Regions from separate parts of the Homo sapiens genome. Here region 2 is linked to region 1. A link is an interaction called in ENCODE POLR2A ChIA-PET data of the cell type or tissue named here. Cell type or tissue: Panc1. All regions are shown on one strand. Each heading gives the region's core, and the rest is flanking DNA. Links, peaks and the distances in the headings are about the cores only.

Evidence for each region. Peaks named below come from ENCODE experiments on the same cell type or tissue, not always from the same donor. Only the 100,000 strongest peaks of a DNase experiment are listed, where the experiment ranks them.
Region 2: POLR2A ChIA-PET joins it to region 1 with 12 read pairs; 2 of 35 experiments call an interaction of 5 or more read pairs at or near these places.

Annotation. Positions count from the first base shown.
Region 1 is chr3:183,896,157-183,911,500 of GRCh38, reverse strand. It overlaps the pseudogene CYP2AB1P. Among named protein-coding and RNA genes, the nearest start is that of MIR4448, 17 kb to the right of the region's middle. RefSeq lists an enhancer at 2,173-2,674. In Panc1, for the core only: no CTCF peak of the experiment used is centred there; a DNase peak (open chromatin) is centred at 6,911.
Region 2 is chr3:183,635,859-183,651,202 of GRCh38, reverse strand. KLHL24 (kelch like family member 24) reads right to left here. Exons shown (of 8, transcript NM_017644.3): 2 at 7,661-7,723; 3 at 1-907. The coding sequence starts at 846. LOC107986162 (a long non-coding RNA gene) reads left to right here and starts at 14,594. Exons shown (of 2, transcript XR_001741042.2): 1 at 14,594-14,668; 2 at 14,919-15,344. RefSeq lists silencers at 14,175-14,504, 14,555-14,874, 15,065-15,134, 15,145-15,254. In Panc1, for the core only: no CTCF peak of the experiment used is centred there; no DNase peak of the experiment used is centred there.

The DNA.
Region 1 (15,344 bases), core at 5,000-9,999:
AGAGAGAGACAGAGAGAAGGCTACAGAGAAACATGGGGATTCAGCACAAGCTGAAGAGACCTCAGGAAGGCTGCTGCACATCTGGGCGGAGGAGAGCAGGAGTAGGAGCCCAGCCTCAGGCGTGTTGAGATGGAAGAGCATGTCCTGATGGGAGACACTGCCACTGCTAGCGGCTGCCTGCCCCTTGTCCCTCCCTGAGCTGAGCCATGCAGTCAGCTGACCCTGCCATGAAGAGGCTGTGAGGAGCCTCACCAGGGATGAGCTCCGAGGGCCAGAGGTGAGGATGATGCTGATATAGGAGTGAAGGTGTCTCAACCTGTCCCGGGCCACAGCCTTGCCACCCTGGTGAGTGGCATGGCCCGGGTGTGACTGATGTGACCAAATGGATTTACTCCACTGGGGAAGGGCTCCTGGGTTTGCCTCCCTCCACAGCACTGCCTGGGAGCACCAGCATAAAAGCAAGGCCAGGCGCCTGGAAGAGCGGGGAGAGAGTGGTGGCCACAGTGTGTCAGAGCCTTGGGACCGAGAAGCAAAAGTGAGGAGAGGAGACACAGGACCAGGGAGATGCTCTCCCTGCTCAGTGGGCTGGCTTTACTGGCCATCTCCTTCCTGCTCCTGAAACTTGGCACCTTCTGCTGGGACAGGAGCTGTCTTCCTCCTGGCCCACTCCCCTTCCCCATCCTTGGAAACCTGTGGCAGCTATGCTTTCAGCTGCACCCAGAGACACTGCTCCAGGTAGGAAGCCTGTGCTCAAGCTGGAGGCCCTAAAGGGGTGGACAGATGAACCCCTCTTCTCTCTCAGACCAGCGGCACTGGAGACAGAAAGAAGGAACAGAGGTCAGACACGTGTGGGGTGAATCCTGGTCTTACCATTCATTAGCTGGGAGGCTTTGAGCCTCAGTTTCCTCGCCTGTCAAATGCAGGGTGGGAGGGGGATTGCAGAAATTGTGGACTTCGTGCAGAATCTAAGAAGTCTAATCTAAGAAATTCTGAGTGCAGGAGAAGTCCACTGCCAATGGAACAGGGTGGCGAAAACCACTGAACAGAGCTCAACTCCAGGAGAGCACTGTGTGTGGCTGGAAGAAGTTTTCTGAAAAGCCACTTGAGATGGGAGTTGGGGGGAATGGGACCCCCACAAGGGCACATTCAAGTGACGTTACTCAAGGAATCTGTGCACAAAGCCACCACCAGGGTAGCTGGAGCCTCAGCTGAAGGGCGCTGTTGGATTGAGTGGGTGGGACTGGGGTGCTGCTGAGAATGATTGTGGGCAGGACACTGTCTTTCCTAAGGCCATGTTCAGCCCTCTTCTTATTCACACTCAACACATTTTTAAAAAATATCTGGTTGGCGCTATCAGACAATTATGATCCTCAGGCTTCCCACGCAGTGGAAAGAGCACTGTACTGGGAGTCAGGAGACCTGGGTTCTAGGTCTTCATCTTTTACTGTCTTTTTTGGCCTGTTTTTTTGGGGGTTTTGTTTATTGTTTTGTTTTGAAACGGAGTCTTGCTCTGTTGCCCAGGCCGAAGTACAATGGCACAATCTCAGCTCACTGCAAACTCCACCTCCCGGGTTCAAGCGATTCTCCTGCCTCAGCCTCCCAAGTAGCTGGGATTACAGACGTGTACCACCAAGCCCTGTTAATTTTTGTACTTTTAGTGAGACGGGGTTTCACCATGTTGGCTAGGCTGGTCTCAAACTCCTGACCTCAGGTGATCCACCCGCCTCGGCCTCCCAAGTGCTGGGATTACAGGCGTGAGCCACTGCACCCGGCCTGGCCTCTGTTTTTTTTAAACTCATAAAATGGAGATAAATTGCCTACCTGCACACTTATACTGAGGGTGGACTCAAGCAAAATATGTAAAGCCCACGTAGGACACCAAGCCCTTGAGAAACTGGTTATTTAATATCATCTGTAAAATGGGTAGAACATTCCACCTCCCAGGATTAATGGGCCCTGACTATTCCAAGTGCACAGGGGACCTGTGACCCAGGGCTTGGCTTGCCTGGGGAACGGGGCTGGAGGCACTCTGAGAAGGTGCTCCTGCAGTAAGTGTCCCCCATCTCTCCACAGCTGGCGCAGAGTGTGTTCACCGTGTGGGTGGGCCCGATCCCCGTTGCGGTGCTGAGTGGCTTCCAGGTGGTGAAGGAAGCACTGGTCTCCAACTCGGAGCAGTTCTCCGGCAGGTCCCTCACCCCGCTCTTCCAGGACCTGTTTGGAGAACGAGGCAGGGCTGCCCCTCCTGCTGGGGAGGGGGAGGCGGCTAGATGGTCACTACACTCAGGGAGTTGGGGATGGCTCAGAGCTGTTAACAGAGAGGGGACTGCCCAGGAGGACCTGCGTGAGGGGTGGGGGTGGGATGACAAGGAACCAGCTCTGGGAGTTGAAAGACCTGGATTCAAGTCTCAACCCAAGCCCTGGCCAGCTCTGGGACCCCGGACAAGTCGGCCTCACTCTCTGCCCCTCAGTGGGCTCCTGTGTAGATGGGGATAATGATGGCTTTATATCCTGAGAATGTGGGGAGGGGATTAAGTGGCCAAAATACCTGAGAGTGCGCACTCAGTGCCTGGCTCAGCAAATGCCCTTGTTCCCTCCTTCCCTCTCCCCAGAACCCCTCCTCCCCTTCTTCTTCTTTTTTTTTTTTTTTTTTTGACCCAGAGTCTTGCTATGTTGCCCAGGCTGGAGTGCAGTGGCACAATCTCGGCTCACTGCAACCTCCACCTCCTGGCTTCAGGCAATTCTTGTGCCTCAGCCTCTCGAGTAGCTGGGATTACAGGCAGGCACCATCACGCCCGGCTAATTTTTTTTTTTTTTTTTTGTAGTAGAAATGGGATTTCACCATATTGGCAGGATGTTCTCGATCTCCTGACCTCAGGTGATCCACTCGCCTTGGCCTCCCAAAGTGCTGGGATTATAGGTGTCAGCCACTGCGCCCAGCCCCCATTGTTTATCTCCTCTTCCATTTCTTGTGGGGACTTTTAAAGGAAAAATCAGGTTGGTGGGCTGGGGGAGGGCATAGCTGAGACCACCTTGAGGGCACCAAGCTCACTGACCACTCCCTCAAATGCCCCTCAGCCCTGGGACACAGCATCTTCCCAGAGGTGATTTTGGGGTCTGCCCTCCAGGCCTGGCCCAGGTGAGAGCCAAGTGGTCTTGGCCTGGGAGGCTGGGAGGGGCTGGCGACTGTCCACCCCACCCCACCCCGGACCCAGGCATCATCTGCAGCAGCGGGCACACGTGGCGGCAAAAGAGACGCTTCTGCCTGGTGATGATTTGAGGGCTGGGCCTAGGCAAGCTGGCGCTGGAGGTGCAGCTGCAGAAAGAGGCAGCAGAGCTGGCAGAAGCCTTCCGCCAGGAGCAGGGTAAGTAGCAGGCTGGCGGCAGGCCTACCCTCACCCCCTCTCCCCACGCACGCGCACACCCCTGCAGAACAGGCGAGCTTCACTGCATAGGCGTGTGTGTGTCCATTAAGCCTCAGAACGTTAACAGCCGTTTTAAGCTCCATTGAGTGGGAGTTTCTCCAAGGTGGGTAGACAGAGGTCCAGGAATGGCCAAGGTCACTGGAAAGCCACAGCCCTCCTTGATAGCTGGGGATTTTCCATCAACATCCAAGGCAGCCGGGCACGGTGGCTCCCCTCTGTAATCCCAGCACTTTGAGAGGCTGAGGCGAGCGGATCACCTGAGGTCAGGGGTTTGGGAGCCGCCTGGCCAACCTGGTGAAACCCTGTCTCTACTAAAAATACAAACAATTAGCCCGGTGTGTTGGGCACGTGCCTGTAATCCCAGCTACTCTGGAGGCTGAGGCAGAAGAATCGCTTGAACCTGGGAGAAGGAGGCTGCAGTGAGCCGAGGTCATGCCATTGTACTCCAGCCTGGGCGACAGAGCAACACTCCATCTCAAAAAAATAATAATAAATAAAATAACAACAAACTAACAAACAAACAAATCATCCCAGGCGTCTCACACCTCCAGCCATTGGCATATGCATTTCCCCTTCCAGAACGCCCCAGCCCATGTCCCTTCCCTCCCCATGAGAAACCACTGTTCCTTCCTCCAGACCAGCTGCGGTCACCTGCCCTGAGAAATCCTCCTGAATGCCAGGCCCCCAAACCTTTTTTATTCCCTGCTGTGCCATACCTGCCCCACATTCTGTTGTTATTCTGTTGTCATTCAAATTGTTGTCTGTCTCCCATGCCTCTCTCTGACCTGGCTCGTAGAAGGTGCTTGGTAAGCACTTGGGTTTTTTTGTTTTTGTTTGTTTTGTTTTGTTTTGTTTTTGAGACGGAGTTTCGCTCTTGTTGCCCAGGCTGAGTGTAGTGGCACAATCTCGGCTCACTGCTACCTCTATCCCCCGGGTTCAAGTGATTCTCCTGCCTCAGCCTCCCAAGCAGCTGGGATTACAAGTGTGCGCCACCAGACCCAGCTAATTTTTGTATTTTCAGTAGAGACAGGGTTTCACCATGTTGGTCAGGCTGGTCTCAAACTCCTGACCTCAGGTGATCCACCTGCCTCAGCCTCCCAAAGTGCTGGGATTACAGGCATGAGCCACTGCGCCCGGCTGGTAAGCATTTGCGGAGTGCATGAGTGAGGAATGGGAATGGAGGACTGAGTTAGTAAATGAGCGACTAGATACGAGATCAGATGGGTGCTCAGGGTAGTGCTTCTCGTGCCTCCTCGTCCTGAGCCCTGCCCCTCTACCCTCAGGTAGACCCTTCGACCCTCAGGTATCCATTGTCAGGTCCACAGTCAGAGTCATCGGGGCCCTTGTGTTTGGCCACCACTTCCTCTTAGAGGATCCCATCTTCCAGGAACTGACTCAAGCCATCGACTTTGGCCTGGCATTTGTCAGCACTGTGTGGCGCCGGGTAATTGGCATTTGGGGAGGCAGGTGTGCAGGCCATTACCTTAGGGGCCCGAGGCAGGCAGGGGCCTCAGCCAGGGCCTGGCAGGGAGGGTGCAAGGTGGGCAGGAGGGAGACCGTGGCTTCTGCCTGGTGAGCTGACACATTCAGAGCATCAAACCTTTGTTGTGGTTCAGCATGAATGCATGGGCAAGGAATCAGAGGCTGGTTATATCCTAGGACATACAGCTTTCTGGACCTGCAACATCCCAGCGAAGCCCTAAGCACAGCTGCTCTGACCACAGCTCTCATTTCTGTCTAAATTATTTGGGGAGTCTCCAGATGAGAGGCAGCCCTGGGTTACTCAAGTCAAAGGCTCCAGCCCACTTTGGAGCCCCCCGACTCAGAGGCTGGCTCCTGAGTAGGCCCTGGGTGGGCGTCTCTCTCCACAGCTGTATGACGTGTTTCCCTGGGCCCTCTGCCACCTCCCAGGACCCCACCAGGAGATATTTAGGTACCAAGAGGTCGTGCTGAGCTTAATCCACCAGGAGATCACCAGGCACAAACTCAGGGCACCGGAGGCCCCCAGGGACTTCATCAGCTGCTACCTGGCCCAGATCTCCAAGGTGAGCCTGGAACAGCTGCTCAGGAAAGGAGGGGCCATCTTTTTGGGCTGCACCTCGTTTCTGAGCACCTCCTTTCTAAGCCATGGTCTCAGTTTCTCATCTTTGACTCTATCTACGAGCTTCCAAAGCACGCTGAAAATGTGAGTTAAAACAGGGTTTTCCTCCCTACTTTTTCCCAGGGCAGGGCTGGCTTCTACAGACATGGGTAGGGTGGGAAGCAGAAGACCTGGCTGATGTCAGGGCCAGAACACCAGGGCAGCCACCCACCAACATCAATGCAGTCCTGAGAATCAGGCCCTCTCAAGGGGTTGGAACCTCAAGTTCTGGCCGCACAGGTCTCAGATCAGGCTTCAAGGAAACCCCAGGGCTCTGTCAGGAGAGAATTTTAGACCTGGAGCTGCGCCCCCCACTCGCCCACCCCCGACTCGCCAGGCCATGGATGACCCTGTCTCCACATTCAACCAGGAGAACCTGGTCTAGGTGGTGATCGACCTGTTTCTGGGAGGCACCGACACCACAGCCACCACCCTGTGCTGGGCACTCATCCACATGATCCAGCACGGAGCTGTCCAGGGTGACAGGCCCTTGGTCACACTCTGGCTGACTGCCCCATGCATGGGGCTTCTGGGCCATGGGCATTGCCTCCATCACTCTCCTTGCTCTGTGGCCCCAGGGGTGGGTCCTGCTCTCGCCACTGTGGTACAGGAAGTGTTCATGGCTTCGAGTCAGACAGGAGGGGCTTCAGTTCCCACCCTGCTGCTTACTGCGTAATGCTGGGCAAGTCATTCCACCTCTCAGACCCAGTGTACAATGGACAACACTATTCTACTCATTCAGTAATGATTCAGCACCTACTAAGTGCCAGGCCCTGTGCCGATGTCCACCTCAAGATCACAACTGTGGAGGGGAAAATGTAGCTGGATTTCTCTCAAGGACAAACTGACTATGACCTGAATTCAAATCTGGTGCCACAAGTTTCGTGACCTTGGGCAAAAGTACCTGTCCTGTTAGAGCCTCAGTTTCTCCATCTGTAAAATGGAGACAACAGTCCCTCCTCCATAATGCTTTTTTTTTTAGACGGTATCTCACTCTGTCACCCAGGCTGGAGGGCAGTGGCACAGTCTTGGCTCACTGCAACCTCTGCCTCCTGGGTTCAAGTGATTCTCCTGCCTCAGCCTCCTGAGTAGCTGGAATTACAGGCGCACCACCACAAGCCGCTAATTTTTTTGTATTTTTAGTAGAGATGGGGTTTCACCACGTTGGCCAGGCTGGTCTCGAACTTCTGACCTCAGGTGATCCACCTGCCTTGGCCTCCCAAAGTGCTGGGATTACAGGTGTGAGCCACTGCCCCCGGCCATAATGCTGTTCATATAGAGCACCTGACACATAGCAGGTTCTCAAATCTGGGTGCTCTCTCTTCCCTCCAGTGCCCCCTGGAGGAGGAAACCCTACAAAACCTTGTTCATAAGAAGCAAGCTCTGCCTCAGAGAAGGGTCTGCTCCTGTGAGACCAGGGGTGACAGGGTGGTTTGGGGTGACCCAAGGGCCGCAAGCCTCGGCAGCAGTGTCCTGGGTGGGGACGGAGGCGGTGAGGGAGGATGGGGGTGCCAGGGCACAGGAACCCTCCCCAGACCCACACTAAGCCACCTGCGGAGACGGTGCAGCTGGAGCTGGACGAGGTGCTGGGTGCTGCCCCGGTTGTCTGCTATGAAGACCGCAAGCGACTGCCTTACACCATGCTGTCCTCCATGACGTGCAGCGCCTCAGCAGCGTCATGGCCATGGGTGCCGTGCGCCAGTGTGTGACCTCCACCCGTGTGTGCAGCTATCCCGTGAGCAAGGTAGGTGGCCCTACGCAGCCCCACACCCAACCCAGTGCCTGCAGAAAGCATCCTTCCTGCCAGCACAGCCATCTGCTATAGCTTCTGCCAACCTGCCAGCTATCAGTCACTTAATCTCTCTCTCTCTCTGTGGCGTTTGGGACGGGGGTTATGATTATAAAAGAATGTAGCCGGGTGCCATGGCTTACGCCTACAATCCCAGCACTTTGAGAGGCTGAGGTGGGAGGATTGCTTGAGCCTAGGAGTTCAAGATCAGCCTGGGCAACATGGCGAGACCCCGTCTCTATAAAACATAAAAAAAAATTAGCCAGGCATGGTGGTGCACACCTGTAGTCCCAGATACTTGGGAGGCTAAGGCAGGAGGATCGCTTGAGCCCGGGAGGTTGAGGCTGCAGTGAGCCATAATTGCACCACTGCACTCCGTACTGAGTGACAGAGTGAGACTCTGTCTCAAAAAAAAAATGTATAATATAAAGAATGTACTCACTGAGGGATAATTTTTAAAGTTCTCTGTTGTTCAGAGATAACCTTTGCAGACATGATAATCCACCACTCTCCAATCTTTTTTTGCACACATATAGTTTACATAGTTGCAATTCTGCTGAATATATCATTCTGAATCCTTCATTGCACTTAATATTCAGATTCTTCTATAGCAGTGGTTCTCAAACTTCCAGGTACATCAGAATCACCTGGACGGCTTGTGAAAGCAGACACTGCTGGACTCTTCCTCCAGACATTATCTGTCTAGGGTGGGCTGAGAATTTGCCTTTCTAACAAGCTCCCAGGTGGTGCTGATGCTGTGAGTCCAGGGACCATGCTTTGAAAACCACTGCTCTACATCATTCTGTTTTTTGTTGTTTTGTTTTTGTTGTTGTTTTTTTGAAACAGAGTCTTGTTCTGTCTCCCAGGCTGGAGTGCAGTGGTGTGATCTCGGCTCACCACAACCTCTGTCTCCCACGTTCAAGCGATTCTTCTGCCTCAGCCTCCTACATAGCTGGGACTACAGGTGTGCCACCATGCCTGGCTAATTTTTTTTTTTTTTTTGTATTTTTAGTAAAGACGGGGTTTCACCATGTTGGCCAGGCTGGTCTCGAACTCCTGACCTCGGGTGATCGCCCGCCTAGGCCTCCCAAAGTGCTGGGATTGCAGGTGTGAGCCACCACACTGGGCATCTACATCATTCTTAATGGCTGCATAATGTTCCACCAAATGGATGTTTTGCAATTTTAACCCTTGTTGGTGAACATTTAGGCCATTTGCAATTTATGTGCCTTAGGCTTGGTCTGCATTTTGTATTATCTCCTTAAAACTGGTTTCTAGCAGAAATGCCTTGCTTGCTTCTTTCATTTTATAGCAAGGTTAAGAAAACAAGTGCCAAATAAGGAGAGAGGAAGAAAGTTATAAAAATAAGTCAAATCAAGAACAGTTGCCACATATGTACATAAAACTCGAGTCTGAATTTCATTGGAGTGAAGGGAAAAAAGGAAATCTCGATTAATTATGAGTTATTATGTAATAAAAGGAAGCATGCCTGTATCAGGAAAGCTTTGGCTTATCACATGCCTGTAAGTTATGACAAGGATCATCATTCACAATATTCTTTTGTGGGCCAGTGGACCATGTAGTGGCAGTGATTTAAGCAGGAGTTTTTAAAAGATGCAGAAATATTCTTCAAGATGGCAGCTGCTTCTTATCTCAATTCCTTTTAAGAGATAAAATTCCTTTCATTCCTACAGTCAGCCAAAATAACACAGTTGAAGTTTATATAAATAATTATTTATTTTTAACCTCTATTCTTTTTTTTTTTTGAGATGGAGTCTTGCTCTGTCACCTAGGCTGGAGTGCAGTGGCTCAATCTTGGCTCACTGCAGCCTCTGCCTCCCAGGTTCAAGCTATTCTGCCTCAGTCTCCCGAGTAGCTGGGATGACAGGTGTGTGCCACCATGCCCGGCTAATTTTTGTATTTTTTAGTAGAGATAGGGTTTCACCATGTTGGCCAGGCTCGTCTAGAACTCCTGACCTCAAGTGATCTGCCTGCCTCAGCCTCCCAAAGTGCTGGGATTACAGGCATGAGCCACCGCGTCCGGCCAATATTTATTTATTTTTGAGACAGAGTCTTGCTCTGTCACCCAGGCTAGAGTGCATTGGCACGATCACGGCTCACCACAGCCTCTATCTCCCAGCTCAATCGATCTTCCCACCTCACCCTCCCGAGTAGCTAGGACTACAGGCATGAGCCCCCATGCCTGGCTAATTTTCGTTGTTTTTGTTGTTGTTGTTGCTTTGTTTTTTTGCAGAGATGCAGTTTCACCATGTTGCCCAGGTTGGTCTCGAGCATAGTTGAAGATGATAGCTCTCTGGTGATCCAGCTTGAGATAGCTTTCCGAGCAGATTTTTGACGTGAGCTGGACAATAACATGAGGACACCTGCTCTTTGCCCAGGCTTGCTGTGTGCTGAGGGCTTTGTGCCCACGGTGTCATTCGGTACAATGGTGCTCTGTATTGTTGACGGAGCCTTGCAGATCCTAGATGACAGATGTTGAATTACTTACCTATCTTACTGTGTAACAAATTACCCCAAAACTTAGTGGCTTAGAACAACAGCATTTATCATTTCACAGTTTCTGAGGGTTAGGAAAATGGGTGTGGCTCAGCTGGATGCCTCTGACTCAAGGTCTCTCATGAGGTTACCATCAAGTTGTTGTTGGGGCTACAGTGTCACCTGAAGACTCCCCTAGGGGAGGCTCCACTTCAAGCTCACTTACATGGAGGTCTTCAGGACCCGGTTGCTCATGAACTGTTGGCTGGAGACCTTCAGTTCCTTGACACATGGGCCTCTGCATAGGGTAGCTCAAAACATGGCAGCTGAACCCCATCAGAGAGAGCAAGCAAGAGGGCACCCAAAATAGAAGCAATGGTCTTTTTGTAACCTAATCTTAGATGTGATATCCCATTGCTTTTGCCATATTCTTTTTTTTTGAGACAGAATCTCGCTCTGTCACCCCAGGCTGGAGTGCAGTGGTGCAATCTCAGCTCAGTGCAGCCTCTGCCTCCTGGGCTCAAGCAATTCTCCTGCCTCAGCCTCCCGAGTAGCTGTGATTACAGGCATGTGCCACCATGCCTGGCTAATTTTTGTATATTTTAGTAGAGATGGAGTTTACCATGTTGGCCAGGCTGGTCTTGAACTCCTGACCTCGAGTGATTGGCCTGCCTCAGCCTACCAAGGTGCTGGGATTACGGGTGTGAGCCACCGCACCCGGCCGCTTTTGCCATATTCTATTTGTTGGGTTTGTTGTTGTTGTTGTTGTTGGTTTGAGACAGTGTCTCCCTCTGTTGCCTGGGTTGGAGTGAAGGGACACAATAATAGCTCACTGCAGCCTCAACCTCCCAGGCTTGGGTGATCCTCCCACCTCAGCTGCCTGAGTAGCTGGAACTACAGGCACCACATTGTGCCACCACAATGGGCTAATTTTTAAATTTTTGGTAGAGATGGGGTTTCACCATGTTGCCTAGGTTGGTCTCAAATTCCTGGGCTCAAGTGATCCTCCCACCTTGGCCTTCCAGAGTGCTGGGATTCCATGCATGAGCCACTGCGTCTGGCCCATTTTCTATTTGTTAGAAGTGAGTTACTAAATCCATCCTATCCTCAAGGGGAGGGGATTACACAAAGGTGTGTATCCTGGGAGTCAAGGCTAACTGGGGTAACTATCGGGGAATCTGTCCCGATAGTCACGTAGGTTCTTTTCTGTTTTTCCTAAGCGTCGGCCAGCTTGAGAAATAAAGGGACGAGTACAAAAGAGAGAAATTTTAAAGCTGGGCGTCTGGGGGAGACATCACGTGTCGGTGGGTTCCGTGATGCCCCACAAGCCGCAAAAACCAGCAAGTTTTTATTAGGGATTTTCAAAAGGGGAGGGAATGTGCAAATAGGTGTGGGTCACAGACATCAAGTACTTTACAAGGTAATGGAATATCACAAGGCAAGTGGAGGCAGGGCAAGATCACAGGACCACAGGACTGGGGCAAAATTAAAATTGCTAATGAAGTTTCGGGCACCATGGTCATTGATAACATCTTATCAGGAGACAGGGTTTTGAGAGCAACTGGTCTGACCAAAAATTTATTAGGCGGGAATTTCCTCTTCCTAATAAGCCTGGGAGTGCTATGGGAGACTGGGGTCTATTTCACCCCTATAGCCTCGACCATAAGAGACAGGCACACCTAGGGGGGCCGTTTATAGGCCTATACCCCCAGGCGCGTATTCTCTTTCCCAGGGATCTTCCTTGCTGAGAAAAAGAATTCAGTGATATTTCTCCCATTTGCTTTTGAAAGAAGAGAAATATGGCTCTGTTCCACCCGGCTCATCGGTGGTCAGAGTTTAAGGTTATCTCTCGTATTCCCTGAACAATTGCTGTTATCCTGTTCTTTTTTCAAGGTGCCCAGATTTCATATCATTTAAACAGACATGCTCTACAATTTGTGCAGTTAATGCAATTATCACAAGGTTCTGAGGCAACATACATCCTCCTCAGCTGACAGGATTAAGAGATTAAAGTAAAGACAGGCATAGGAAATCACAAGGGTATTGACTGGGGAAGTGATAAGTGTCCATGAAATCTTTACAATTTATGTTTAGAGATTGCAGTAAAGACAGGCATAAGAAATTATAAAAGTATTAATTTGGGGAACTAATAAATGTCCGTGAAATCTTCACAATCCAGGTTCTTCTGCCATGGCTTCAGCCAGTCCCTCCGTTCGGGGTCCCTGACTTCCCGCAACAGGTAACATACCAACATGTGTAGGTGGTGAGGTTGCCATTTTAATGAAAATGAAACAGAGCGACTCATCTTGGTGCCCTGGTGCAGGGTGATGCCTCTGTACATAGAGGTGGTGGCGGGAGCCCTGAGACTTTCCTCGGAAAGGAGCTTTGGCTCTGCCCCGAGTACTGCCCTGGAGTACAGTGGTGTGATCTCAGCTCACTGCAGCCTCCACCTCCGGGGCTCAAGCAATTCTCCCACCTCATCCTCCCAAGTAGCTGGTATTACAGGCACGTGCCACCACGTCCAGCTAATTTTTATTATTTTTATTTTTTTTTTAATTTGTAGTAAAGACGGGGTTTCACCAGGTTGGCCAGGCTGGTCTTGAACTCCTGCCTCTGCCTCTCAAAGTGCTGGGATTACAGGCATAAGCCGCCATGCCCAGCCCCATTATTAACTTATTATTAATTTGCCCAGACTTGAGGTTCCTTCCTCCACAGATTTTTTTCTTCACAGAAGCCCTATCCTTCGGACGCTTTGTTGCTGTTTCTTTTCCATAGATAGAGAAACTTCAGCATAGGCAGCTTAAGAAACTGCCCAAACACAGCTAGTAAGTGACTTAGCTGAGTTTCAAATGCATGTCCCTCTGACTCTAAAGTGTTTTCTTTTCCTACCATATGCCCTGCTGTTTGTATTTATACGAAAATGCCACTCTAGGTAAGTGAACCAATGTGTTCAATGGAGATGTTTTACACTGTCATTCTGTCCTTGGCAGAAATTGGCCAGCAAGTTTACAGGTTTGTCAAGAGTCTCTGGGAAAGTGGATAGGACCAGGGCATCAGGTCATCTTGCTGCTGGCGTGGCAGAAGGACCCAGGCCCAGGTTGTCTAGAAGCTGTGCCAACTTAAGTTAAAAAGAGGGGGCCAGGGTACTGCTCTGTGTTATGCCGTTTGGGATTAGAAATTTCCTTATTAAGAGCTCATTCCTGCCAATTTGATTCTAGGACTTGTTCTGTGATAAAGGCTCCAGGGGCCCATTAACGAGCTGAAATCAATATTGAGCTTTTACAACTTGGACGAGAGATGTCTGCTGAAAGTGGAATCAAAGCTTGACAGTAGATCATTAAATGTTACAGATATTCCTAAACTGTTCCTAACCATTTCATCAGCTGAGTGATCGTGACAACAGCAATAGTCCCTGATACGACGGTTGCACTTCCAGCCTGTCTCTCTTCTCAGACATTCTATTTGATTGCGAATTCCAAATTGCCATTTACTGGGCAGAAGCTGGCACAGCGACCCCAGGAGGTACCCAGCAGGTAGATGGTTCTACAGTCTGGGGAAGTGGAGGGCGGTTGTTGCGGGGGGCGGGGCGCTGTCCTTTTTGCATACTGGATAGGCTGTGCTCTGAACCTGTTCCATGAGCTGAGAACCTCCTTTGCAAGGAGGCCAGAACATCACCCAAAAAAGGACACAAATAATTCTGGAGGGAAAAGAGCATCTTGCTAGGAGCCTCCTCCTCTGAAGGTGATTAGTAAGAACCGTTGCAATGCAGAGGTTACTTAATCCCAGGTAGAGAAAATGGGGGAATTCCCATGACTAGAACTGGGAAATCTATAGCTCACTCAGGCAGCAGCAAGAACACAGGCCTCCCCAACACCTCTGCTTGAAGCTACAGAGTGAGCAAGTCTGGGTGCCCTATTGGTACACATGGCTAGGATGAGGCACCTTGCCTAAGCGTGCCGTACTGCAACAACGGCAAAAAAGAACAATTTCCCCTGAAAACAATTTCTGCATTCTGTTTTTTTTTTTGTTGTTGTTGTTTTGTTTTTTTAGATGGAATCTTGCTCTGTCGCCCAGGCTGGAATGCAGAGGCGTGATCTTGGCTCACTACAACCTTTGCCTGCCTCAGCCTCCCGAGTAGCTGAGACTATAGGCACTTGCCACCACGCCCGACTAATTTTTGTATTTTTAGTAGAGATGGGGTTTCACCGTGTTGGCCAGGCTGGTCTCAAACTCCTGACCTCAAGCGATCCGCCCTGATTGGCCTCCCAAAGTGCTGGGATTACAGGTGTGAGCCACTGCGACCAGCCAGCATCTGCTGCTCCATTTCTGCATTCTTTATTGGTTTCTGTTTAGAATGCAGGCTTCAAACTCGCTAAGCTTTTTTTTTTTTTTTTAATTTCAAGCTTTTTCTTTGGTCAGAATCAAGAATTCTGTAGTCAGCCCTCTGGTCTCTACAGGGATAGCTGGTTTAATTTTGTGGTATTTGGTAAATGAGCCCTGGGGTATGAGGCCTTCCCCGGAATCCCAGAGCTGAGTGTTCTAGGGCTGGGGACCATAACCGACCCCATCCTGGCTCCACTTTGGCCTCCTTATGCTGTTTCCGGTCAGCCCAGGGCCCACATGGTAAGGAGCAGATGTTACCCTGCTCCCATCTGCTTGGTCTGATTCTCTTTCTAATCACTCACTTCTCCTTTGAGATAGAGTGAGGGCTGAGGTGAGGGTGAGAGGGAAGATTTGGGTTTGGGTTTGGGGGAAGGTGAGGGTTGGGGTTAGGTTGAAGGTTAGAGTTGGGCTTATGGTTCATGTTTTCCTCTCCCCAACCCTAAAGAGTGAAGCTTGCTGTCTCCTCTCTGTCTTTCCATCACTCAGTTCCTCTTTCTCTGCTTGTTTGCCATTCCATTTCTCCTCGTTCTGTCTCTTCCTCTTAACACCCACGTGTGCACACATCCCCTGCCCCAGTGTGTATTGTCCTGGGCTGTCCTTGGCCCCTTCCAGACATGCCCCCAGCTGTTGGCCTTCTCTGTAGGAGGCAATGGCTTCATGTCCCTAGACGTGGCTGGGAGTCTTCAGGACAAAGCTGGGCAGTCCTTAGCCAGGAGGGTGTCCTGCTCAGCTCCTTCACTGATGTGAGCCTGGAGGAAGGGCAGCCTGAGGGCCGGCTGCTGAGTCTCCTCAAGGCCCCTGGACTACTCCCACCAACACACTGGGTATTCTCCAAGCTCACTGTGGCTCAGTGTCAGGGCTGGGTACTGGGTACCATCTGAGGCTCCCTGAGCCACACCAGCATCTCTCTGCAGGGCACCATCATCTTACCCAACCTGGCCTCTGTGCTCTATGACCCTGAGTGCTGGGAGACCCCTCGACAGTTCAACCCTGGCCACTTCTCGGACAAGGATGGAAACTTTGTGGCCAATGAGGCCTTCCTGCCATTCTCTGCAGGTACTAGGCACAGAGCTGGATCCTGGGTGGTGGGTGGGGCTGTGGTGGGACAGACACA
Region 2 (15,344 bases), core at 5,759-10,758, 260 kb after region 1:
ATAACACTCAGGAGAATTCTGGATCAATTGGTCCACTTCAACTGTTTGAACAAAGTAGTTGGGATGCAACAGAGGGAGTCTCACATGTGTCAGGAGCTCGTGTAACAGTGGTCTTCTCAGATCAACGGCACGATAGACCCAACGCATGACGGCTTCAAAAACCATCTCCTCTTTACCAATAACAAGTTCATCACTACAAATATAATCAATAAGTTCATCTTTGTCAAGCTCAAGAAATTCTTCGTGCTGGGATACATCCTCAAAAGTCTGTAACGCAAAATTTTTGCATTTTGTGAAGAGTGTTTTGAGTGAATGGGTATCAGCAAAGCGCTGGATTCCTAAGCAATTACAAGGATCAAGTTGCTCCTCCAAGAACTTGGCACATGCATCACGGAGAACACTAATCTGAAAGAGGCTTGATGTCTCAAAGAGATACTGTACATTCTCTGTAGTGATCTTCACCTTTCCAGTATAAACATACTGCAAAAAACATTCCATAGCTTCAGCTAAAATACCATTGATCTCAACCAACATTTCTCGGCTTTCCCTGTGGTCATTACAAAACATAGCTCTGAAGTAGCTGCTACAGGCTGAGAGCACAGCTCTATGGCAAGGAAATTCTTTTCCTTCCACACAAATGATAACATCTGTGAATAAGCGGCTATCACGAAATTCATTAAATATCTGGAGTATGTTTTCGGCATGGGATGATCCTGAAGAGAAGTCAAAAAACTCATGACCTGTCAGAGATTTGGGGTCCATTTCAAAAACTTTTCGCTTAGTTGCTGGGGAATCACGCACCCCAAGATCCTCTCTGTTTAGTCTGCGTCCCAATATTAGTACCATTGTTACATCAGTTGACTATATAATTGTTGAGAAATGACTATTAGGGATCTTCTTTATGTGGCTAAAAGTAAAAAAAGGAAAACATTTCAATATGCAAAAAATTCAGTATTCAAATCACATAATTTCATTTTAATATAAACACTACAACAAAATCACATAATATATTTCATATAGGGTACACAGCACTATCTCATGTTAATAAAAACTAATCAACAAAAATTTGCATTTGAACAATTAGAACATTGGGGTAATTTGCAATAGTACTCCTTAAGCTCCCCTTTTCTAGCTGAAAGGATACTATGTACTTCGTGAGTTACTAATAACCTTCCGTTTCCTCCCCATTTACAGAGCTGAGTTTCATACTATTGACTGTAGAGTTAAGTCAGAATGGTGTAAGACACAATTTGACTACAGTTAGAATTCTAACAGTTATCTTTCTTTTTAAGAATCTTTTTTATTTTGAGACAGGGTCTCACTCTGTCACCAAGTTTGGAGTAAAGTGACATGATCATAGCTCACTGTAACCTCAAACTCCTAGGCTCAAGCGATCTTCCTGCCTCAGCCTCCTGAGTAGCTGTGACTATGTGTGCGTACCACCATGCCTGGCTATTTTTTTTTTTACTTTTTGTAGAGATGGGATCTTGAACTCCTGGCCTCAAGCGATCCTCTCACCTCAGCCTCTCAAAGTACTGGGATTACAGGCATGAGCCACCATGCCTGGTGAAATAATTATTATCTTAATATAGAATTCCTAGAGAGGAATTTAGCTATATCTATCAATAGCCTTTAAAAATATGTACATTGTTTGACCAGCAAGTCCTTTTTTTTTTTTTAGCACTCTCTCCTAAGGAAATAATCAGAATTATGTCGACAGATTTATCTATGCAGATGTCCAATGCTGTATTGATAGAAAATACTCAAAATAACCTAAATGCCCTATAAGAGGGGATTGGTCAAACCACAGTACATCTTCTGGCTAGAACAAAGTCTATGCAACCATTAAAAATTATATATGACTATTTAACGACATGGGGAAGTAGTAACCACACAGTAAGTGAAAAAGTAGATCACAAAACATATGCCAACAGAAAAAATAATGTATCTGTGAATCTAGGGATAGGATGTACATATGCTAAAATGTTTTATTTATCTTCTCTATTTTCTACCAAAATTTCTATTATAAAATTTAATATTCATTTAAAAAAATTTCATGCATGTTATCTAGGTCTTGTTCCCTTTCACTAATAAGAAACATCCCAAAACCCCCTCAGAAATGACTTTCAGTAAGTAACTGATGGATTGAGGCACTTGGCTATAGCCATCAATTCTCTCTCTGTGTCTCTTTTTTTTTTTGGAAACAAGGTCTCATTCTGTCACCCAGGCTGAAGTGCAATGGCGCGATCTTGACTCACTGCAATCTCCACCTCCTAGGTTCAAGGGATTCTGCTACCTCAGCCTCCCGAGTAGCTGGGACTACAGGCACGTACCCACCACACCCGGCTAATTTTTGTATTTTTGGTAGAGAAGGGGTTTTGCCATGTTGCCCAGGCTGGTCTTGAACTCCTGGCCTCAAGGGATCTGCCCACCTTGGCCTCCCAAAGTGCTGGAATTATAGGTATGAGGCATGGTGCCCAGCCCAATTCTCTTTAAGGTTAATTTTAAGGCGATTCTTCTACTCCCTTTCCACATCTTCAGAAGCTGATACATGATTCAAAGTGTATTAGTAATTGGTTTAAGATCACTCAGGGTACCTCATCTATTGCCATACTCTCAGAATTTCATACACATCCCTTCTACCATTCCCAACTTCTTGAAATATTTCAAGTCAGACATTCAGGCCTAAGACTGGCAAGCAAAAAGAAGTCAGCTAAAGGATGTCACAGATAATATAATCTAAAAAATGAGATGCCATCCTACATTCGCAAGCCACAAATAAAACTGAGACTTGAAAGTTAACATCTTAAGGCTGCATTTTGTGTACCCTGTCGCATATTAAATTGTACCCCACTTTTTAAGTGACACAAAGGGAAATAAAATACGTAACATCAAAATCAAGAAGCAACTCATTCTCTTATATATAGTATTCTCTTCTTTTTCATGTTCCTATTTATCTCCATCCTCTCTTCTCACTCTAATGCCCCAGATATCCTACTTCCAATATTCACTAGATACTTGCAATTTTCATGAATTCTCTCACTGAATTTACTTAATATTGCAGCTTTTACCATCATCATCATCAACAAATATTTATTATATGCCCACTATTGTCACGATACTGTACTAGGCCTAGGGTTTACAGAGATGTAAGATATTGCTATTGGAGTTTTTTGTTTTTGTTTTTGCTTTTTTGAGACAGGGTCTCCTTGTGTTGCCCAGGCTGGAGAGTACAGTGCCATGACCTCGGCTCACTGCAACCTCTGCCTCCCGGGTTCAAGCGATTTTCGTGCCTCAGCCTCCCGAGTAACTGGGATTACAGGCGCATGCCACCGCGCCTGGCTAATTTTTGTACTTTTTTTAGTAGAGACAGGTTTTGCCATGTTAGCTAGGCTGGTCTTGAACTCCTGAGCTCAAGCAATTCTCCTGCCTTGGCCTCCCAAAGTGCTGGGATTACAGGCGTGAGCCACTGCGCTCAGCCTGTTATGTTTTGTTTTGTTTCAGATGCTCTGTTGCCAGGCTGGAGTGTAGTGGCGCCATCTTGGCTCACTGTAACCTCCACCTCCCAGGCTCAAGTGATTCTCCTGCTTCAGCCTCCCAAGTAGCTGGGACTACAGGCACGCGCCAGCACGCCTGGATAATTTTTTGTATTTTAGTAGAGACGGGGTTTCACCATGTTGACCAGGATGGTCTAAATCTCCTGACCTCGTGATCCACCCGCCTCAGCTTCCCCAAGTGCTGGGATTACAGGCGTAATCCTTTTCATTTTTTATTTTTTAATTTTTTTTGAGACGGAGTCTCGCTCTGTCGCCAGGCTGGAGTGCAGTGGCACGATCTCAGCTCACTGCAACCTCCACCTCCCAGGTTCAAGCGATTCTCCTGCCTCAGCCTCCTGAGTAACTGGAACTACAGGCGTGCACCACCACACCCAGCTAACTTTTATATTCTTAGTAGAGATGACGTTTCACCATGTTGGGCAGGATGGTCTCAATATGACCTCGTGATCCACCCGCCTTGTCCTCCCAAAGTGCTAGGATTACAGGCATAAGCCACTGCGCCCAGCTTTTTTTTTTTTTTTAAGAGTTGCAACAAGGCCGGGCGCGGTGGCTGACGCCTGCAATCCCAGCACTTTGGAAGACCGAGGCGGGTGGATCACAAGGTCAGGAAATCGAGACCATCCTAGCTAACAGTGAAACCCCGTCTCTACTAAAAAAAAAAAAAAAAAATTAGCTGGGCGTGGTGGCAGGCGCCTGTAGTCCCAGCTACTTGGGAGGCTGAGACAGGAGAATGGCGTGAACCTGGGAGGTGGAGCTTGCAGTGAGCCTAGATCGCGCCACTGCACTCCAGCCTGGGTGACAGAGCGAGACTCCATCAAAAAAACAACAAAAAAGAGTTGCAATAAAACATATTCAAACAACATAAATAATAACATAAAGTAGCACAGACAATATGTCCCATTGGTACAGACAGCCTAGTTCCTCCTTAAACTTCTATTACATTTTAAAAATTCTCTTCATATCAATTAGCACTTAACCTTCCTGAAGCCTAGGTGATAGGATTTTCTCTGGACAGATATATGCCAGGTTATTCTGACCATTCAGGGAAAAATACCTGGCTATAACAACATCTGAAGGACACCTAAATGCTTGCATGCTATACAGGATCTTTTCTGTTTCTCTGTCTATCCCCCAAATGTGCAGGTAAAGTCAGAAAAAATCCAAGCAATTTTATCAGTCAAATGGAATAAAGACTAAAGTGAAATAAATAATATTTTCATTTGAAATCACTAGGGTGGAGAGTCAGAGGCAGTATGTTGATTTTTTTTTTTTTTTTTTTTTTTTGAGATGGAGTCTTGTTCTGTCACCCAGGCTGGAGTGCAGTGGCACAATCTCGGCTCACTGCAACCTCCACCTCCCAGGTTCAAGCTATTCTCCTGCCTCAGCTGTCCAAGCGGGTGGGACTACAGGCACATGCCACCATGCCGGGCTAATTTTTGTACTTTTGGAAGAGACGGGGTTTCACCATGTTGGCCAGGCTGGTCTTGAACTGACCTCAAGTGGTCCATCTGCCTCAGCCTCCCAGAGTGCTGGGATTACAGGCATAAGCCACCACACCTGGCCACCCTCATTTCTAAGTTAAAAAAAAAACAAAACAAAAAACCCAGAAAATTTCAAATGTACAAATATACATGCATTTTCTAAATACATAACAAAGCTTTGTGATGTAATATAATAGTTATGGCAATGGAAGCTCATGGAGAAGGCCTATTTAAATGAACACATATAAAAGTAAAGATAAACACAAGACAATGCTTACCAATGGCTGGTTTCGGAGTAAATGTCAACAAAGTAACTCCCACAAATTTAGTTAGGAAAATTAGTTTCTCTTAAATTTGAGGAAATATTTTCCTCTACATGTATGTTATGGTCCAAACAAGCTAGATTTTTAACTTCGACCCAATTATGTTTTGCAGATTTTAGGTAACAGACTTGCCTGAGAACAAATAAAAGCTCTATTTCATTTTATTAATTTTAATACCTAAATGAATAAAAATATATCTGAGTTTAAAATATTTTATTAGTTTTAAAATTTATTATCACTAACTAAAAAAAAATGGATTTCTTCCCATCTCTTTTAAGATTTTTCTGATTACTCAGAGTTCATGTTTGCTTCATTATACGTCACCCAACTTGGGTTACAGTTGCCCATATATTTGTGTGGATGTCTGGATGCATGTGCATACACACAGCTTAACATTTACAACTCCATTTACAATGCATAGAATGACTTCCAAATTCCAGGCTCCCACACATGAGCAGTAGCGTATCTATCAAATATGCTTTTAATTTGAAGTTATCTCAATAACCATTTTATAAACAGAAATGTATCCCCCATATCAAGAGAGATCACTACTGTACCTGAATGTCAATTTTTTGTTGTTGGTGAAACTTCAAAAAGTTCAATGTATGTAATATCACAAGTAATTAAAAAAGGGAACATTTCAATTATGATAAACATAAACTGTGATGACATGGAATATAACTCATATTTTAATCTTAATGCCTTATTAATCTAGATTCAAATTATGGTTGAATTAGCTACAAGTCAGGTACCCAAATCAAGAACCTACTATTCATTCCAGCTTAATCTAGTTTAAATTCCTGTTGCATTTCAGGTTCAAAAAATTCACACAAGTGATTGTGACTTTGACTAGTGATACAATTATTGGTATTAACAACAATGGAAATCGTGAGCTTCTTCCTGCATACATTTTCACTTTCTCAATGTTTAAATGAAAATTTGTTCAGAATACAAAACAAAATAGCACATTGTAAGAACTAAGAATTTCCCTTTGGCTAGAATGGACAAGTAGAAAAACAAATATAAAAGTATACTTTGTTTTATGTATTCAATGATTTTATTCTATCTAATATTTATTAGATAAATTTGAGAACAGTGAGTTAAGTATTAATATAAAATTGATTAAGCTTTGTATCAATTAAGGGTCTGTCTTTTTATGCTATTATCTGCCCCTTATTTTCATAGTTGGCTCCTTGATTTGTTCACTGACAAAAGAGGTCTTCCTCTCCACTACTTTTACCCAATAAAAAATGGAAAATCCTGGACTAGAACACCTATAAAATCACCTTGTATTACAAAGTCTTCAACAGCAATGAGATATTTGTTTACTGCTCTGTATGTAAGAGAGACTATCTCATAGATCTTTCCAAACAGCTTCAGCCTGCTGCCTCCTGACTTTTGGGCATCTTGACTTCCTCTGGATTTTCTGGGAACTCTCCAATTACTGGTCTCCGTAACTACACCAAATGTAAACACTTCCTATGTATAAATGATTTGCAGGAGGGCATCTTAGGAGTGTGAGATGCATTCAGAATGTATCTTTTGGGCTTCCACATGAAATTTGCTAGCTTTTGCCTTCCCATTTTATACAATAAAGTAATACAAAGATTAGCTGGGCGTGGTTGTGGACGCCTGTAGTCCCAGCTACTCAGGAGGCTGAGGCAGGAGAATCACTTGAACCCAGGAGACAGGAGAATCACTTGAACCCGGGAGGCGGAGGTTGCAGTGAGCCGAGATCGCACCATTGCACTCCAGCCTGGAAACAGAGCAAGACTCCGTCTCAAAAAAAAAAAAAAAAAAAAAAAAAGGAAAGAAAAATGTTATCCTATCATCTCAAAGTACGGTGACTAATATAGGTTCAAGATTGATCAAAATGAACTCATGATGCATAATCAAGCAAACAAAACGTAAGATTACAGATTGAACCATTATAACATTTTTGCAAATATCACAGCAGAATTATTCCCATCAGGAAAAAGTAAACAACTAAGTAGGCATCTCTAGACAAAATAAGTAGGAAAAGCTTCTTTCCAAACAAACATAATGACTTAAAGTTATATCTACATGAGTTAATGTATATAAGTTGATCAGACATGAATGAGGCTCTCAGGAAAGCACAGAAGAGTGGGTAAATATTTAGTAACAGAAATGATTGTCACACTGCCATCTTTTGTGATCTTAAGGATAGAGTTGTGCCTTGTTATCTGATTGGCTTAAGTGATCCCTGGTTAAAGAAAGGAATATGGTTTAAATTCTCTAATAACAACATTTAGATAGTTTATAAATATTACAAATATACCTTTTTAGCATTTGGTTGATCAAAGCCCCAGTCAAAATATGTGTGTTCTTTTAATTTCCACACCTAAAATAAAGAAAGAATAGCAACATATAAATCAGATAGTTGTCAGTTCATGTACAGCTGGCATTATTTACTAATATGTTGAACAAAGTTTTTAGTAATTTCTAGTTTCCAACTGAAGTTCGTTTTTGTTTAAAAATAATTAGTGAATAACATCTCCTTAAAGTAAATTAATAACTTAATGCTATTTTACATAACTAGTTTTTCTTATTTATCAACTTCCTTACTTGACAGTTTTTTTGTTTGTTTTTTGAGACTGAGTTTTGCTCTTATTGCCCAGACTGGAGTGCAATGGCGCAATCTCGGCTCACGGCAACCTCCGCCTCCCAGGTTCAAGCGATTCTCCTGCCTCAGCCTCCCTAGTAGTTGGGATTACACGTATGTGCCGCCATGCCCAGCTAATTTTGTATTTTTAGCAGAGACAGGGTTTCTCCATGTTAGTCAGGCTGGTCTCAAACTCCCGACCTCAGGTGATCCGCCCGCCTCGGCCTCCCAAAGTGCTGGGATTACAGGCATGAGCCACCGTGCCCGGCACTTGACAGTTTTATCCTGGAGTTTTATCCTGCAGTAAAATTTCTTGAGTGAAAAATGAGTAAAAGAAAATTAATGTCAATAGCAAGCTAATGGTAGCACTGAAAAAACATACACTCTGTGATATTTGAATACACTTTGGATATTTGAAGAGTGTCTGGAAATTGATGTTTCATCCAAGTTTGGGGCCATTAAATAATTCTAAGAGTTAGCAAATAATTTTTTTATCTTTTAATATATAAATGTATATTTCTTCTGCCTTGAATCTTGTAGAAACTTAATCCCCATATCCCCATAGAAACCAACTAATTCGGCACAATTCCTTTTTTTTTTTTTTTTTTTTTTTTTTGGTGGAAGGGGAGAAGAGGAATGCTTAAGAGAAAATACCAGAACCTTGAGCTGTGTACAGAATAGCAATAGTATTTAAACACAAGTGGTTCTGGTTTCTGGCCCAGATATCTTTAAATAGAACTTGTAAATTCTTAACAAGTTTAGACAAATTCAAAAGTTGATTCCAAAACCAAATATAAACGACCTTTTTTTTAAATGTATACACACAAACACATATGTATACCCAGACTGTGTTATGATCATCAAGTGAATGCTATCCTGTGTTTCCTTACTTTCAGAAGTGAACCTGACTTGTATGTACCCTTGGTAAAAAAATATTGCAACTAGGGCAAATTTGGGAATTGTTACTCCTAGCTAAGTAAATCTTCCTTCCCAATGGACAATAAGATCCTGAATCAATGCAGGGATGCAGGTCAATTCATGAAACATTTATAAAGAACCTAGTTTATGTCTGTCACTGGCTGGCAAATACTGGATTCAGATCCAATTTTAGACTCTGTGGGGTTGGCTAAGAGTAGAGCCAAACAAGAACTCCAAGATTGGTACTAAAATAGATTCAAATTCTTAGCAGGTGCAGACTGGAATAGAGCCTCTCATAACCGATCTGGTCTAGAATTATACCTTATGGGGTAGAAAGCATAAGGCAATTCACCTGGACATTTTCTATGGATTTTTAGGTAATACCAACCTAATCGGTAAGGGTAAGGGATGGAAGAGAGAGGGTACAAAGTCTGATGGAGATATGTAATATCAGAATTAATCTACAGCGTGAGTGTACTGAAACAAGCTTATGTTTCCTTTAGAATGCAGAAATTCTATACGATGAGGTTACTAACATCCTTAAAGATAGTATGGATTAATGAGGGGCTTCTAAAAACTAATACCAGAAAACAAAGGAACCAACAACATCCTGACTAGCATGGCCCCTAAAACTTGTAGTAGAGAACTGCTGCATACTATGTTCTACGCTACTCCATTTTCTCAAATTTAACCTTGAAAGAACACCACAGGAGATGAAAAGAAAGGTTAACCAAGAGGTTTATCTTGAAAGATATATAGTAACTCAAAAGAAAGAAAGTCAGAAAATAATTGCAATATAGTAAATCTTTTTTTTTTTTTTTTTTTTGAGACAGTCTCACTCTGTTGCCAGGCTGGAGTGCAGTGGCATGATCTCGGCTCACTGCAACCTTCACCTCCTGGGTTCAAGCGATTCTCCTGCCTCAGCCTCCCATGTAGCTGGGACTACAGGTGTGCGCCACCATGTATTTTTAGTAGAGACGGGGTTTCACCATGTTGGCCAGGATGGCCTCGATCTCTTGACCTTGTGATCCACCCGCCTCGACCTCCCAAAGTTCTGGGATTACAGGCGTGAGCCACTGTGCCCGGCCAGTACATCTTTTATTTAAAAAATAACCAGAAAATCATATATAATAAGGTACTATACAAAACCAAGCAATTTTTATACATTTCAGATATTTTCACCCTATAGTCTCAAAAGCTAATTTATTTGATGACTTTTTAAAAATCATAAACTTGCACTATCAAAATTTCAGTTTAAAGAATTACTCTGCAGCAGTGGTTCCTGGACCATGTTTTACAAATGTAATGTTTAAAGCCCAGCCTTCAAGCTATTTTCAACATTTCCAGTTTCTTAATGGAACCACCAAGACCATATTTACCCACCACAAGATAACAGAAACTGGCTGGCCGAGGTGGCTCACGCCTGCAGTCCCAGCACTTTGAGAGGCTGAGGCAGGCGGATCACGAGGTCAAGGGTTCGAGACCAGCCTGGCCAACATAGTGAAACCCCGTTTCTACTAAAAATACAAAAAAATTAGCCGGGTGTGGTGGCGGGCACCTGTAATCCCAGCTACTCAGGAGGCTGAGGCAGCGGAAATGCTTGAACCCAGGAGGCGGAGGTTGCAGTGAGCCAAGATGGCACCATCACACTCCAGCCTGGGCGACAGAGCAAGACTCTGTCTCAAAAAAAAAAAAAAAAAGAAAAAAGAAAAAAGAAAAAAAAGAAAAGGTAACAGAAACCAACTAAAACCTTGAGTTTCTTTGGATAGAATGATAGCAACTATGGATTACCCCATATTTATTAGAACCTCAAATGGGCAATATACTATATGACTTTGCTTGATGAGAAACAAAACAGATAGCTGTTGATGACAAATTTAGGAAAGCTTAAACAATGTGTCAGACTAAACAATATGGTTCTTTAACTAAAAAAGAATACTATTGTCTCTTAAATCACAGGAAAAAAAATATGAATTTCTCCAGTGTTTCTCTCCCTCGACTTAAAACTTCTGGCTACTGATATTCCCCAACCCTAAAGGAAGAAAAAAACTTGTTAACCATCAGACATCACACGTGGTATACCAAGCTGCCCTATTGAGCCTACTCATGCTTCTGACTAGACTTGATGTGTAAATTTACTGTTGTTTGGTTTTATCTTGCTAACATGTTTCTTTTAGGTATTTAATGCATTGTTTTATTTGATAATCAAAACACCTATAGATATATGATATAGTTATGTTTTCTGTTAGAAAAATGGTTTTGGTTATTTATTTATTGAGATGGAGTCTCGCTCTGTCACCCAGGATTGAGTGCAGTGGCACAATCTTGGCTCACTGCAACCCCCACCTCCCGGGTTCAAGTGATTCTCCTGCCTCAGCCTCCCGAGTAGCTGGGATTACAGGAGCGTGCTACCACACCAGGCTAATATTTTCTGGGTTTGTTTGTTTGTTTGGTTTTTAGTGGAGATGGGGGTTTCACTATGTTGGCCAGGCTGGTCTCGAACTCCTGACCTGGTGATCCACCTGGCCCGGCCTCCCAAAGTGCTGGGATTACAAGCGTGAGTCACCACGCCCAGCCCGGTTTTGGTTTTTTAATTAAATCTGCAAGGATGCCAGCAAGGAGCTCTGCCACCTGAACAAATTTGAGATTTTTTTTTTTTTTTTTTTTTTTTGAGACAGAGTCTTGCTCTGTCACCCAGGCTGGAGTGCAGCGGCGCGATCTTGGCTCACTGCAAGCTCCGCCTCCTGGGTTCACGCCATTCTCCTGCCTCAGCCTCCCGAGTAGCTGGGACTACAGGCGCCCGCCGCTACGCCCGGCTAATTTTTTGTATTTTTAGTAGAGACGGGGTTTCTCCGTGTTAGCCAGGATGGTCTTGATCTCCTGACCTTGTGATCTGCCCGCCTTGGCCTCCCAAAGTGCTGGGATTACAGGCGTGAGCCACCGCGCCCGGCCACAAATTTGAGATCTAATATTTTACATGACTTCTCTATGAATAAAAGCACATAGTCAGTGGTTTATATTTATCTTAGTAGTGACACGAATTATTTACAGTGGTAGCCTTTGGAAACCTCAGTTAAGAGTAAAGCCCACTTTTTTTTTTGAGACGGAGTTTTGCTCCTGTTGCCCAGGCCGGAGTGCAATGGCGCGATCTCAGCTCACTGCAACCTCCGCCTCCCGGTTCAAGTGATTCTCCTGCCTCAGCCTCCTAAGTAGCTGGGATTACAGCCGCCTGCGGCCACACCCGGCTAATTTTTGTATTTTTAGTAGAGACGGGGTTTCACCACGTTGGCCAGGCTGATCTTGAACTCCTGACCTCAGGTGATCCACCCGCCTCAGCCTCCGAAAGTACTGAGATTACAGGCGTGAGCCACCGCACCCAGCCAAAGCCTACTTTTAAAACACCAGTTTAGTAGTCTTTAAGATGTGCCAAATGTTGAAATACTTTAACTCTGGGATGATGAATATAGGCAGAGTGCCAAACTCTTCAATTTAAAGAAGTTTGCTTAGCGATTGTTTTATTGTTTATTTTTTGAGACAGGGTCTCACTATGTTGCCCATTCTGTTCTCAAACTCCAGAGCTCAAGAGATTCTCCTGCCTCAGCCTCTGGAGTAGCTGGGATGACAGGCAAGCACTTAATGTGTTTTTAATAGGAGAAACAATAGCGGTTTTTAAATGTCAACAGTTGTCAAGTGGCTATATACTCTCCAGTTGTTTCAGTCACACCAGAAATAAAATCATACAAAAATATATTTTTCATACGTATACTTGTGAAGATATTTACTTACATTTTTCCATTATACAGTCCATACCCAAATATTTATTGAAAAAAGTGTCCCAAATTTTTGTCAAATAGACAAAAATAACTGTGGTCACTTATTTGATTAATAGTATTTATTTTTCACAGGCTTGACCTTTGGGTTTTAATGAAATGGGAGAAAAGGAAGTTAAAAAAAGTTATTGAAAAAGCATTAAGGTTCAACAACTTGGACAAAAGCCAGGAAAGTTTAAGTTAAAGCTGGTAGTCAGCCTTAACGCAGAATTTATTTCTTCTTCCTGTTTAGAGACTTAGGTTGCTGGCTTTGTTTGAATAAGCAAGCCTTTACTGAGTGATGGTTTTACTTTTTCAAAAGGTTAGACGATTGCATTTTGTACTCATTTAGATACATTAAATACTCTCAATGCACAAGTGATGAGGCGGTTCTGATCACAGGAGATGCTCATTCCGGTGTAACCATCTCCTCTGGAATTTTAAAGAATGCATAACCAATAGGAACTGTTCATATTCAATTCCTGCTTCATCCAGGGGAGCTCAAACTTCCTTCTACAAAAATGTATTGTCTTTGCCAGGCACGGTGGCTCACGCCTGCAATCCCAGCACTTTGGGAGGCTGAGGCGGGCGGATCACCTGAGGTCAGGAGTTCAAGACTAGCCTGGCCAACATGGTGAAACCCCGTCCCTACTAAACATACAAAAACTAGCCGGGCGTGGTGGCGGGCGCCTGTCATCCCAGCTACTCGGGAAACTAAGGCAGGAGAATCGATTGAACTCGGGAGGCGGAGATTGCAGTGAGCTGAGATGGCCTGGGTGACGGAGTGAGACCACTCCACTCCAGCCTGGGTGACAGAATGTGAGACCCTGTCTCAAAAACAAAACAAGTGTATTAAGTCTTGAGTGAATTCCTATATCTGCAGAAGAAAATCTGACAAAACGCAAATACCCTATTAACTCAAGCGATTAGAAAAACCATTTTCAACACACTATGGCTAAAAATGATTGGTCTTGAAGATTTTATTACCGTCAGCTTAATGTACAATTTTAAAACGACACAGTCGCAACCCACTTCTCAAACATTTTGAATTACCACGGGAATTAAAACATAGAAGTGTGTGACCTAGAATCCCTCAAACAAGGAAAACAACTCATCCGAGCCGAGTATGGAAGAATCTTTACTTTTTAGGGGAGTATCTTCAAACTATCTTTTTTAAATAGTAGAAATCTGCTTTTAAATCTCAGCCAACAACAAGCAGATTTTAAATCTATTTTACAACCCTAATAAAAACCAACCTCTTAGCTGGTGGACCCAGTCTGTAGCTGCAAATACAAAGACGTGATTTTTGAAAAGCTGCCCACAAGAGCAAGTGATTAATCATTAAAATCCACTAAAATCAATTGTGAACAGCCACTGCCTCAGGGGTGACCGTGGGGCCCCCTAAGATGTGGCACTGTGATCTATATTTAGCTATCTAAACACGTTTACAGAACTGGCAACAACGTGTTCGCAGGACTTCCTGCGAACCACCCGGCAGATAACGCGACACTAGTTAAAGGGTGTTAATTTTCCGGTCCTCGGAGGGCAGGCCACGGTAGCCGATCTCTGCGTGCCCAGAACTGCCTGCAGGATCAGGCAGCAGCAGCGGCGGCGGCGGCCACCGAGGCTACCAGCCGCCCGCAGCAGGGGCGGGAGCGCGCGCCTCCCGCACCCGCGCCACCCGGCTCCACTCGGGCCGCAGCTGCAAAAGCAGCGACAGCGCGCGCTCCCGCGCGTCCTCCAGATCACCTTCAAGGGGGCGGGAAGAATGGCCCAGGGCAGGCCCACCTAGTGACAATAAAAACTCGCCAATAAAAACTCGAACTCTCCCTCGGGTACCGCCCACAAGCTGCCGCAGGCGCCCAATCCCCGCCGCGTTAACAGTCTTCACCCGGGGTGTCCAGAACTTGAGGGCGGGTCCATTAGGAACTAAATTAAGAAACTGAGTCCTGGAGTGGTAAGAAGGTGGGGAGGTTAGGCGGGGACTGCGCCGGCGGAACGCCCGCTCCCCCGCCCGCCCCGGCTCCCCGGGGACGGCCGCAGCGGGCCGGGTGTCGCGATCGTGGTAAACAAAGGCTCGCAGGGGACGGGGGCGGGGGTAACGGTCAGGTGACAGTGCCGAGTGCATTTCGCAATCGCTTTAATGGGGCTTCACGGGCCCGCGGCCCTGGGGACCCCACCTTGACCCCGTCATTCCTCCCGGACAGAACCGACGGTCGTCCCACCAAACAAGAAGGCTGGATTTGAGGCGGTCGCACTCCCCCGGGCTTCCTGAAATAAAAAGCAGCGCCCCGTTCGCAGCCCATCGGCAACAAGCAGCACCCGTCTGCCCAGCCGCCTCCCCCGGCGGCGCCCGGCCCCGCGGCGACTAGCCTACCGCACCTGCGGCTACCCCCAGTCCCGGCAACCACCCCGCCCTAGCCAGGCCGCACCAGCCGCGCCGCGGTTCCGGGCCGTAGTGCCAGGAGGCGCGCGCGCCCTCCCTCAGGGCTGTAGCTACCAAGCGGGGGAGGAAGACCCCCCAGGTGAACCCTGGAGGCCCCTCGCCTCAGAAAGGGGCCCTGTAGCCCAGCTGCAGCCTCTCCGCAGACCGCCAGTCTGGCTCTGAGAGGCCGGCCGCCGCTGGCTGCCCT